Linked DNA regions of Homo sapiens: region 2 is linked to region 1. Evidence: read pairs that join two places in POLR2A ChIA-PET (ENCODE). Cell type or tissue: MCF 10A. All regions are shown on one strand. Each heading gives the region's core, and the rest is flanking DNA. Links, peaks and the distances in the headings are about the cores only.

Evidence for each region. Peaks named below come from ENCODE experiments on the same cell type or tissue, not always from the same donor. Only the 100,000 strongest peaks of a DNase experiment are listed, where the experiment ranks them.
Region 2: POLR2A ChIA-PET joins it to region 1 with 5 read pairs; 2 of 35 experiments call an interaction of 5 or more read pairs at or near these places.

What each region holds. Positions count from the first base shown.
Region 1 is chr4:57,363,679-57,369,070 of GRCh38, forward strand. No RefSeq gene overlaps it. Among named protein-coding and RNA genes, the nearest start is that of LINC02380, 59 kb to the right of the region's middle. In MCF 10A, for the core only: no CTCF peak of the experiment used is centred there; no DNase peak of the experiment used is centred there.
Region 2 is chr4:57,306,973-57,312,364 of GRCh38, forward strand. No RefSeq gene overlaps it. Among named protein-coding and RNA genes, the nearest start is that of LINC02380, 120 kb to the right of the region's middle. In MCF 10A, for the core only: no CTCF peak of the experiment used is centred there; a DNase peak (open chromatin) is centred at 2,889.

The DNA.
Region 1 (5,392 bases), core at 334-5,333:
CTGTTTGCTTGGACAAATTTCTTCATGGCCCCCACCCCTATCTCCTTTAAAATCAACTGGGACTTCCTCAAAACACTTGCAAACTATTTTTGAACAAGTCAGGCCCAGAGTATTAAAAATGGTGAATAGCTGTAAATCCTGGAGAAATAGCATATTGGTAAAACTGCAGATATTTATGCAGTAGTTGCTGTAGTTTTGGTTTCAAACATCCCCGTTTCTCAAGGCATTTGAATATTTTTGGTTTACAAAATACTTCCGCTTGTTTTTTTAGTGTTAGAAGTGTCTACATTTTTATAACTCCTACTAAGGTGTCTTATGTTCATTACTGTCTCCATAAAAGCTAGTGATTTGGTGGCAGTGGTACACTTTATGAGCTGTCATGGGATATACTACATATTATGTTAGGACGAAGAGGGAGAAGATGACAAACAAATCATGAAGTTGTCTGTTTTCCTAGACAACTTTACATTTGTTTTCCTCAGTTTTTAAAGTATTAAATGATATATACATTTTGCAAAGTAAAATGTTTGTGTTGTTTTTTCATGCTTGGTACAATTAAAAAGCTGTGTTCTGATCAAAACTTTTATATATATATATATATATATATATATATATTTTAACTGAAGACAGTGATGAAGAGACTTGAATGCTCATTTCTGGTTATGCTATGAATGACCTCTGTCACTCTGAGTCATTTCTGAGAGTCTTTCCCTGCTAGAAAGGGAAAGAAACAGGTCCAGATATAATATGGTGATACGCTTTGGCTGTATCCCCACCCAAATCTCATCTTGAATTTTAGCTTGCATAATTCCCATGTATTGTGGGAGGGAGATAATTGAATCATGAGGGCAGTTTCTCTCATACTGTTCTCATGGTAGTAAATAAGTCTTATGAGAGCTGATGGTTTTATAAGGGGTTTCCCCTGTTGCTTCACCCTCATTTTCTCTTGCCTGCCACCATGTAAGATGTGCCTTTTGCCTTCTACCATGATTGTGAGGCCTCCCCAGCCATGTGGATCTGAGAGTCCATGAAACCTCTTTTTCTTTATAAATTACTCAGTCTCAGGTGTATCTTTATTAGCAGCATGAGAACTAATACATATGGACTCCAAGATATAACACAATGGGGCAAAGTGATTTTTATATCCCAAATTGCCCATGTGGTATTTGTGTTACTGCTAGGGTGTAGTCCTAATTGTAAATTAGTAAATGCATTTTTAGTTTATAAAGCCATCTATGGAAGTTTAGTTAATGCAACATAATTCCACCTGAACCTTACAACTCTTGAGAAAATTGGGTGCAAAGCTAAAGGAACATTGCATGCAAACGCAAATCTAAAAACTTACTCAAATGTGCAAGTATTCTATGTGCTTGCATATAAACGATCACCTTAATCAAAACTAAAAGGCAAATGATAAATTGGGATAAAGTGCTTACAAAGAATATGATGGCTAAGTGATTAATGGTTTCACTCTATAAAGAGATCTTCAAAATCTGTAAGGAAAACTCAAATCACAATAGAAAAAAGAACAAAGGACATAAATAGGCAATTTATTAAAGAATAAAATTAATGGCCAATACTAAAAAAAAGTCAAATTTCATTAGTAACTGAAGATATACATGCTAAAATCAAACACTATTCATCTTTATCAAATTGACAAAGATTAAAATTTGATATTTAATACTCATTTATTTAATACGAATGACTGCCCTTGTACTTTCGGGATGGCCCTGAGATAATAAAAGATGAAAAATTTCCTTGGACAGTATGCATTTTAGAATGTGGATAAATGTAGTATGTTACCATTTTCTTGCTGGACAATGAAGCAATGGGGAAGGAGACCAGACTTTGAATGCAGGCACCAAGGTTAGATTTCTAGCACTCCTACCTTCAGTATGACCTTGAAGAGGTTGCTAGTTTCTTAAGCTTTCTGCACTTCTGGTTTTTCTTTTATAAAATGAGGGTAATGCCCACTTTGCAGAGTTATTGTTAAGATGCAATGAGATTAAAAATGCTTCTAGAAAATGTATCTGCTTCATAAATGCAGCTATTATATTGCTTTAGACTATTTCCTACAGTTTCAAACACAGCATTTCAAAATTTGTATTGTGAAAGGCTTGACCGTTTAGTGTATGTGTGTCAGATATAAATATTGGGCAAGAGCTGGCTCATCATTAAATCCCAGGCTGCTTTGTGCTATGGGACATTTGACAATGTGACTCCAGGTGTACTGTCTTTTCTATATGGGCAATCTTTTTCCAGATAATAGGCAGCCTGGAATTTTTTTCTTTCCACTGAAAATCCATGTTTGATTTTATGGCATGGGACATCAAAGTTATGCAGAACAGAATGAGACAGACTAAGCAAGAGACAGAAAGAGGCATCATGCAAAAAGAGAAAATCTAACAGACCTGTTGCCCTGTGCAGAGAATATACAGAAGAACCAAGTCTATTGCAAGAACATCTGCAGAAGCAAATCAGGGAATGAGTGTGTCTAGAGTTGGAGGATTTCAGCTGATGAAGTTGCTGTACTTAAAATGTAAACATTGAACAATTGAAGACAGAGAGACTGAGAGAAAGGCTCTGATACCAGTAAGCAGCCTACACATGTGGTTGTGGAAGAGCTTGGAGTACAGAACAACAGGCTCAGGCAAGACCGAGTGAGAAAAGCTACTGACAACCTCTGCCAGGAAGAGGTTTTTTTAATTGTGTAGTGATGAGCAATAGAAATTAACAGAAAAATGCTGCAAAATGTTTATAGTTTATTTGGTATAGGTATAGCTCCCAAATCTACTAGCTAAATATTACCTCATGAGGAAAATAATAAGACTTTAGATCTTCCCTCATCCAAAATGCATCCTCTCCCTTATTTTGGGGAGTCTTTCCAGATTCACAGTCAGTTGATTGAGGTCACTAACATCCACTTCTTCTATCCATCAACTTCTTCCTCTCCGAAGCTGCCTTCTACCTGTCCATACCTGTTGCTGCAGACCCTTTGGTGAAGCACTTTTGCTGTTCTCTGATGTCATGAGAATACTGGTGTTCCCATGAAGGGTGACATCTCCTCACACTCCCAAGTCTTCTGGTTTTGGGGCACCAGATCTGAGCTTGAGTCCTAGCAGAGGCCGGGCAAAGAGCTTCCTTCTCATCTCAGTCATACTCTCTCAGGTTCCTGAAGTAGATCTACTTGTGCCCATCTTCTTCCTGTGTGGGACCCAAAACCTGCCCAAGGGATCCCAATTGGCAATAACATAGCTCTGATCAATGGCTCTTCTATGTCTTTCTTTATAGTTTCTCACTGCATCAAAGTGTCCTCCCTCCTCTCTCAGGTACAACCATTGCACTCCCCTCTCCTCATCCCAAAGTGGCCCTGCAGGGGACCAGAGATACTTCATGTGAGTGGAGAGTGTGTTCTGCAGCCTCCATGCTTCCATACCTCAATCTTACCTGCTCATGTGAATTCTGAGGGAGGGTCTCATCTACTCCACAAGGTAAGAAGCAGCCATTCTCAATCCATCTCTTTCTTGCCATTATGAAGTTTTCAAGGAAAGAACCTGCACTGTAAGAGAACAAAAGGAGTAAAGCCCAACTGGAACATTCTGTTTTCTGGAGCTGGCTGACCAGTTTGGTGGGTCTCCATCCCTTCTTGAAGGGGCTGAGAAATCTTGCTTTGGGCTGAGTGTGCTGCACACTCTCTATGCTTCCAAATAGCTTATGCTTTTTGATGCTCCATTTTATCAGTGTACAATTTTCCTTGGATAGCACCAAGCAATTTCTCATTTCCTTTCTCCTTTGATGTACAATCTTTCAAATATTCATAGATGTTTTCCCTGCCTTTTTTGTTGTGAACCTGGCATATTTATCTTCAGTCCTTCAATCACATCAGTTTTACTTTTCTGAGTTCTCACCAAATGTGTGACAGCTGGAGGTTTCTGAAGCCTGGCTCTCAGAGTGAAATAAAAAGTTAAAAACATTTGGATGAATGGTCTTGGGGCTATCCAGTCTTTCTGGCTGAAATTGACCTGTCTTTCTTTGGGTTAGAGCCTCAATTTAGGTTTTCCTGCTCTTCCTACACCAGAAAGAGAAAAACTATAGCACCTAGAGGCTATAGTTTTCAGTGGGTGGAATGACAATGTTAAATTTAAGAGGCTCTTTGTCCTTTTCTGGAGTAGAGTGGGGTTCGGGTATGGGCATAATAGTAAAGAGGGCATGGAGCTTCACAGAGCTAGCTTAGTAGCCTTGGGTAAGTGACTTAAGGTCTCTAACCTCGGTTTTCTTAACTAAAAAATGTTGATAATTTTTGAGGCTAAAATGAGATTTTTAAACATGGCTTTGACTGTGTTTGGGACACAGTAGACACAAAATAAAGAAATTTGCTACTGTTACTCACTTTGGAGCCAGAGAAACTCAGCTTTAAATCCCACCAACAGCTAAGTGCTCTTCTGCCAGGGGTCAGTAAACTTTCTGTAAAGAGTCAGCTGTAAATATTTTGGCTTTGTGGGCCAGATAGTCTCTGTTGCAGTCATTTGACTCTGCCATTGTAGAGTGAAAGCAGCTACAGACTATACATAAACCAATGGGTGTAACTGTGTTCCAATAAAACTTTATGTCTTCATCTGTTTGGGCTGCTATAACAAAATACCATAAACGGAGTAGTGTAAAAACAACAGCAATTTATTTCTCATAGCTCTGGAGGGTGGGAAGTCCAAGAACAAGGCTCTGGCAGATGCAGTGTCTGCTCAGGGCCTACTCTCTGCTTCATAGATGGAGCCTCTAGCTGTGTCCTCACATGGTGGAAAGGACCAGTTAGCTCTCTGGGGCCTCTTTGTATAAGGACACTAATCCCATTCATAAGGACTATGCCTGCATGAACTAATCACCTCCTAAGGGTCTCACCTCCTGACACCATTACATTGGGGATTAGGTTTCAACCTATGGATTTTGGAGGGACACAGCACTCAAAATATAGTGCTTTATTTATAGTCTTGGAATTTCTTCTCATGTTTACATGTCAAAAGATATTATTTTTGACCCCTTTTAATCATTTAAAAATGTGAAAACCATGCTTAGCTCTTAGGCCAAACAAAAACAGATGGTGAGCTGGATTTCGCCTATGGGCCTTTGTTTGCTGACCTTCCCATAAGTTACTACTTCATCTCTCTAACTCTCAGTTCTTTTTCCTGTGAATTGGGTTGGTGTTTATTTCAATGAGGTAAAGCGAGTGGTGTCTTTAAGTTTTCAATAAATTGCTGTCATTTGTTATGATTCTTATTAACATTAAAAAGTGGAGATACATATGCTGCAATGGTCTACATTTTTAGTTGAATATGATTACAGTTAAGAAAAAGTTTTCAGTTTAATATCCTTTTGAGCTTGCCTTATGAAGAAGGGT
Region 2 (5,392 bases), core at 130-5,129, 57 kb before region 1:
CTGCCGGTGCTGATACCATAATTGTCAATGCATCACCTTTATTTATCCATTGGTCCTAAATCAGGAGAAAGAAGAAAAGGGTATTATGTATATTATGTATTAACTCTCTACAATTCCAGCAATGACATTTTCCAGCCTCCACTTGCTGGAGTTATCTGAATGATTGAGACCAATGTGATTCAAGTGAAGCCATATACATTTTTCTTAAAAGAAATGAATATTTCTTTAGTGTCTATATATGAGCGGTAAAAACCTTTTTTTTTTTTTGAATAGCAAACATTTACAGAGTTCTGAAAAAGCATTGCTTCTTGCATATTCACAGTATTTCAGTCAGTGAGACAGGAGTGCTTCTCTTTACCTATTCAACAAATATTTATTTAGCACCTTTTACATGCCAAATACTGTCTTAGATGTTGATGCTATCTCTGGGAAGCAAAAACAGATGAGGCTCCGACTCTTCTTTTTGATCTTATATTCTTCTAGGGGAGACAGGCATGAATCTAAAAATAAATAACACAAACTATTGTATGCATAAGAATATGCAGAGACCAGTGTGATGAAGCAACAGTACATGATTCTTTGAGATTGTTTAATAAATGCCCTGACCTAGACCATGTGTGGGATTGGGAGCCTGGAAAGTTATCTCTGAAAAAATGATGCTTGAGCTGAGGATAATCACAAATAAATAAACAAGTGAGTTGAAGTTAACTGTATGTGTATCTATGGAGAAACAATTAACTGGCTCTCTAACTTTTTATTTTACCATCTGCAGTATTATCTTAAGCCTTTCTGAATAATATCCAGATATGTCAATGAATTCTACCGTACTTTCCAATTACCTTGGCCAGATTTCCCAAACCTAAAATGAGAACACATGACCTGACAGAATATTATTTCCTGAGTTGTCAATTTATTTTTGTTTACTCACTCACTCTTCTCATTAACTCATCCACTCATCCACTCATCCACTTTTCCACCCATCTACCCATCAACCATTTATCCATCCAACCATCCATCCATCCATCCATCCATCCATCCAAATACACATTTATCAATTGCCTGCATGTGCCCAGCATCATGCTAGGGAATGAGGTATAGAAAGGTCTAAGAATGAATTATTGGTTAATTGACATTAACTATATGTTTGGGCTCCTACACTACTGTGCTTCTCTCTGCCCTTTCAAGAATTGTGTTTATTAATTTCTGTGTCTGTCTCCTTCATGAGACTCGGCTCCTCAGTCAGGTACCACTTCTCATTTATTTCTGGGTTCCCAGTACCTAATACGGTGACTGATGCACAGTTAGTATTTAAGAAATACTTGTTAAATAAATAAATGTACTGTATTACTATTATTGAATAACATAACATTAAATATCAGATTGATGATCAGTGTTGTGTGAGCTAACATTTGAGTAACTTGTTTGATGCTACAGTGTAAACTAATAATGTCACATCTTAAAAGAAGTAGATGGCTTCTGGTGAGACAGTGACACGCATGGCCAGGAGCCATCCATACTGGTTCGTCTGCTATTCTCTTATCTGATCTCTCAGCCAAACACTTTGTTTCTCAGTGCCTCAAGTCTTGGAATCTTTCAGGTACCAAAAGCAGTAACCACATTACCCTGCTCCTTGGGAAGGTTAATGACATGAGATAGGTTGAGAGATTCTATTCCTTGTACACAAGGATAAACCAAGGTTTTTAATAATTATAGCAACCTATGACTTGGCCTATCTTAATCACACCACACTACATTGTGTCTCGGGATTTTAGAAGAGTTTTGATGAAATAGTGAAAAGCAAAAGGTATTTGAACTTTCTTCTTAGCTTCAGAAATAATTTCTATAAATTTCACAGTTGAGTTCTCTTAAAGTGAAGGCTGTTTGAGAAGAGTGAATTAGGTACCTCACACAGATCTCTCAACTCTCAAAATAGACCTGTGAGATTCAGATGTAAAAAGGGACCATAATTTCTTCTCTCACAGGTGCAGTGCAAATCAAATGATTTCCATTTGTTTTTCTTGTCGTTTTAGCAACCACTATAGCCTTTATTACATCTTTGTGTTTCCTCCTCTTTGCCCTCTGAATTCCTCCTAAGATTTTCCACACTTCTCAGCTGAGAAGTAAACTTATAAATTACCTGACAGTGAAGTCAGTGGATAAGTAAATCACTATCCAGTCTGATCACAAAATCAAAATGTTTGTGATATGTCAAACCTTTAACAAGTCAATTGCTGCTTTTGAAAAATGTGTCTGTTCTCCTACATGCTGAGATCAACCGAGTCATTCCACGAATTTTGCTCTGTGTAAGACTGAAGTCGTAATGTCTTCAGACTACAAGTTACCTCAAACACCTAACAAAATGACTAAGCAGTATTCATGTCTTTTTTAATTTTTAAGAATCTTATTTCATAGTTTAATTTCCTAAAATACAGAGTTGGGCTCTGTATCTTTGGTAACTCAAGTAGATAATGTATAATCTGTCCCGAAGTTTCAGGGAGGAAAAGTTTCATCTATAGGCCCTGAGCCACTTATGCCCATATATGCCGTCCCATTAATGTCACCAGACATTTTCCAACTGGTCTTAAGAATGATGCTATGTATGTTATGTATATACATACTGTATGTATATGTGTGTGTGTGTGTGTGTATATATATGTATATATATAACTTCCTCCAATCTAAGCATTGTTCATCAGACCCCAATGTGTTAATGGCTATTGTTCCTATTTGACTTCAATTTATCTCACCCACAGATGACAAACTGGGAAGATTTATAGCACATCTGTCAAATGCAAGCTCTTTCAAAGTCAAAATAAAGGTAGAATTCAAAAGATTTTGAAGTGTTTGGACATTAAGGTTGAGCAAGCATTTCCAAATCTTCTGAGTCACTGCAAACTCCGGGAACACTGAGCCTTGAGGAACTCAAACAGGGCTCTCAATTTCCAGGTGAAAATTTCATACTTAGAAAAGTGTCTTGGCTTTTTATATATAGAAACCCATTTCTGAGAATGATCAATAACTGGAGCCTCAGAAAAACACAGTTTCTTGAAGGCAAAAATTGTCAAAGAAAACATTCCTGAGCCTTTCCAAATAGTATAACTGGTAATCTGAGATGTAGGATGAATACTCTTTGCCAAATGTGAAAATAAAGCAAGAAATGTGCTCTGTTTCTTTCCTTCATCCTTTCTCATACACACACTTGAACATACACAGTATACACACATGTAGAGCCCACATAATGCTTTTCAAACTTAGGTATAAATTTTTGTGGATGAAAGTTTCTGAACAAAATATTGTGGGCATGGAAAGAACTGCAAGATCTTTTATTCTTGAACTTGTTACCACCTCTCATTTTGCTTCCTATCTCAAACAACTATTCTCTAGGTTACTAATAAATCCAAAACACAAATTCCATATTTTTGAGTTGTCCAGCCAACTAATAATCATTTATTTTTCTTGCTCATATGTGTCATTAGACAAAGTTGCATAATCCTCTCAAAAATCAGGTCTATCTTGACATTTTTTTTTTATTTTTTTTTCGAGACAGAGTCTTGCTCTGTTGCCCAGGCTGGAGTGTAGTGGTGCGATCTCGGCTTACTGCAACCTCCGCCTCCCGGATTCAAGCGATTCTTCTGCCTTAGCCTCCCGAGTAGCTGGGACTATAGGTACATGCCACCACGCCTGGTTCATTTTTTTGTATTGTTAGTAGAGACAGTGTTTCACTGCATTAGCTAGGATGGTCTCTATCTCCTGACCTTGTGATCTGCCCACCTCACCCTCCCAAAGTGCTAGGATTACAGGCATGAGCTACCGTGCCCATCTTGACGGTGAAAGTTGGGAGCGTTCCGTGGTTGTAGCCTGGGAGACAAGTAGTCTTGTAACACCCTCCATTTATAGCCTCTATTATCATTTTTCTCCTACAATTAATCAGATCATCTTGGATCTCATTAGCCAGCCCTCTCAATGGCTTGGCCTGCTTCAAATGGACCGCTAGCTGCAGATCATGCGTGCTCAAATATCTCATCAACTCCACATAATTCCCCTAATTGAGAAACTTGTACTTTCATTGCATCCTCAAAAAGCAATTTCCTAATGACTTATTAAAATAATGCCATTTGCCAGCCTTTTAAAAAGTACCACTTTTGTATGGTGTCATGCTATAATTAGTAATACGGTATCAGTGATTAAGCTGAATACCAATTTGAGGCACTTGCACAACCTTAACAGAGTTCTGTCACTAATGGAGTATGGCACTTTGATTGTTCCTTGATACCTGAATGCTGCAGCAATATCTAGATCTTGGGATTACCTTGAAATGTTGATTTCAGACTCTTGAAACCATGGCAACATTTGATTCAAATGAATCCCAGAGCTTTAAAGACCAAGATTTTGTTGCTGAATTTCTTTTATTATTTTTTTTAATCCCCGGTTCACAAAACTCATGGGAAAATAGTTATAGCCAGACTTTGTATAAATGTGGGTATCCAACCACGTTTCTATAGGAAAGGGCAAAGCACAGGGATGATTCTCTTCCCACAAGGGAAGGGAAAACCTACATGTGGACCCTTTAGGTGGCGGTCTAAAGCAGCAGTCCCCAACCTTTTTGGGACCAGGAACTGGTTTTGTGAAGACAATTTTTTCCATGGACAGGGCAGGGGTCAAGGGGGATGGTTTCAGGATGATTCAAGCGCATTACATTTATTGTGCACTTTTTTCTATTATTATTACATACACACCATGATGTAGAATCAGTGGGAGCCCTGAGCTTGTTTTCTGACAAATAGACGGTCCCATCTGAGGGTGATGGGAGACAGTAACAGATATCAGGAATTAGATTCTCAAAAGGAGCACGCAACCTAGATCCCTGGCATGTGCAGTTCACCGTAGGGTTTGTGACCCTAAGAGAATCTAATGCCACCACTGATCTGACAGGAGGCAGAGATCAGCTTCGCTCACTCACCCACCACCTATCTTCTGCTGTGTAGTCAGGTTCCTAACAGGGCTGTACCAGTCTATGGCCTTCGGGTTGGGAACTTCTGTTGTAAAGGTTACATGATAATTAAATGGTAATAGAAGGTAGCAAGAAAATAGAAGGGTATTTGCATCCACCCCATTGCCCAAACTTTGGAAATTACACTTCCCAAATCCACTTGGATACCTCCAAATTCTACTGACAAAATAATTTTTGTATTTCTTCCATCCTATTGCTTCTCATTACCACTTCCCTAATCTAGACAAGAGTTCATCAACCCAGCTCCTGCCTGTCATCTGGCACCTTTTCAATCCATCGTCATGGCTGAGTGATGCCTGAGTGCTCTTGTTGCTTGAGAACCTGTGATGGTTCTCCAGAATCAGAATAAAATCAAATTTTTGACATGAATATATGGCTCTC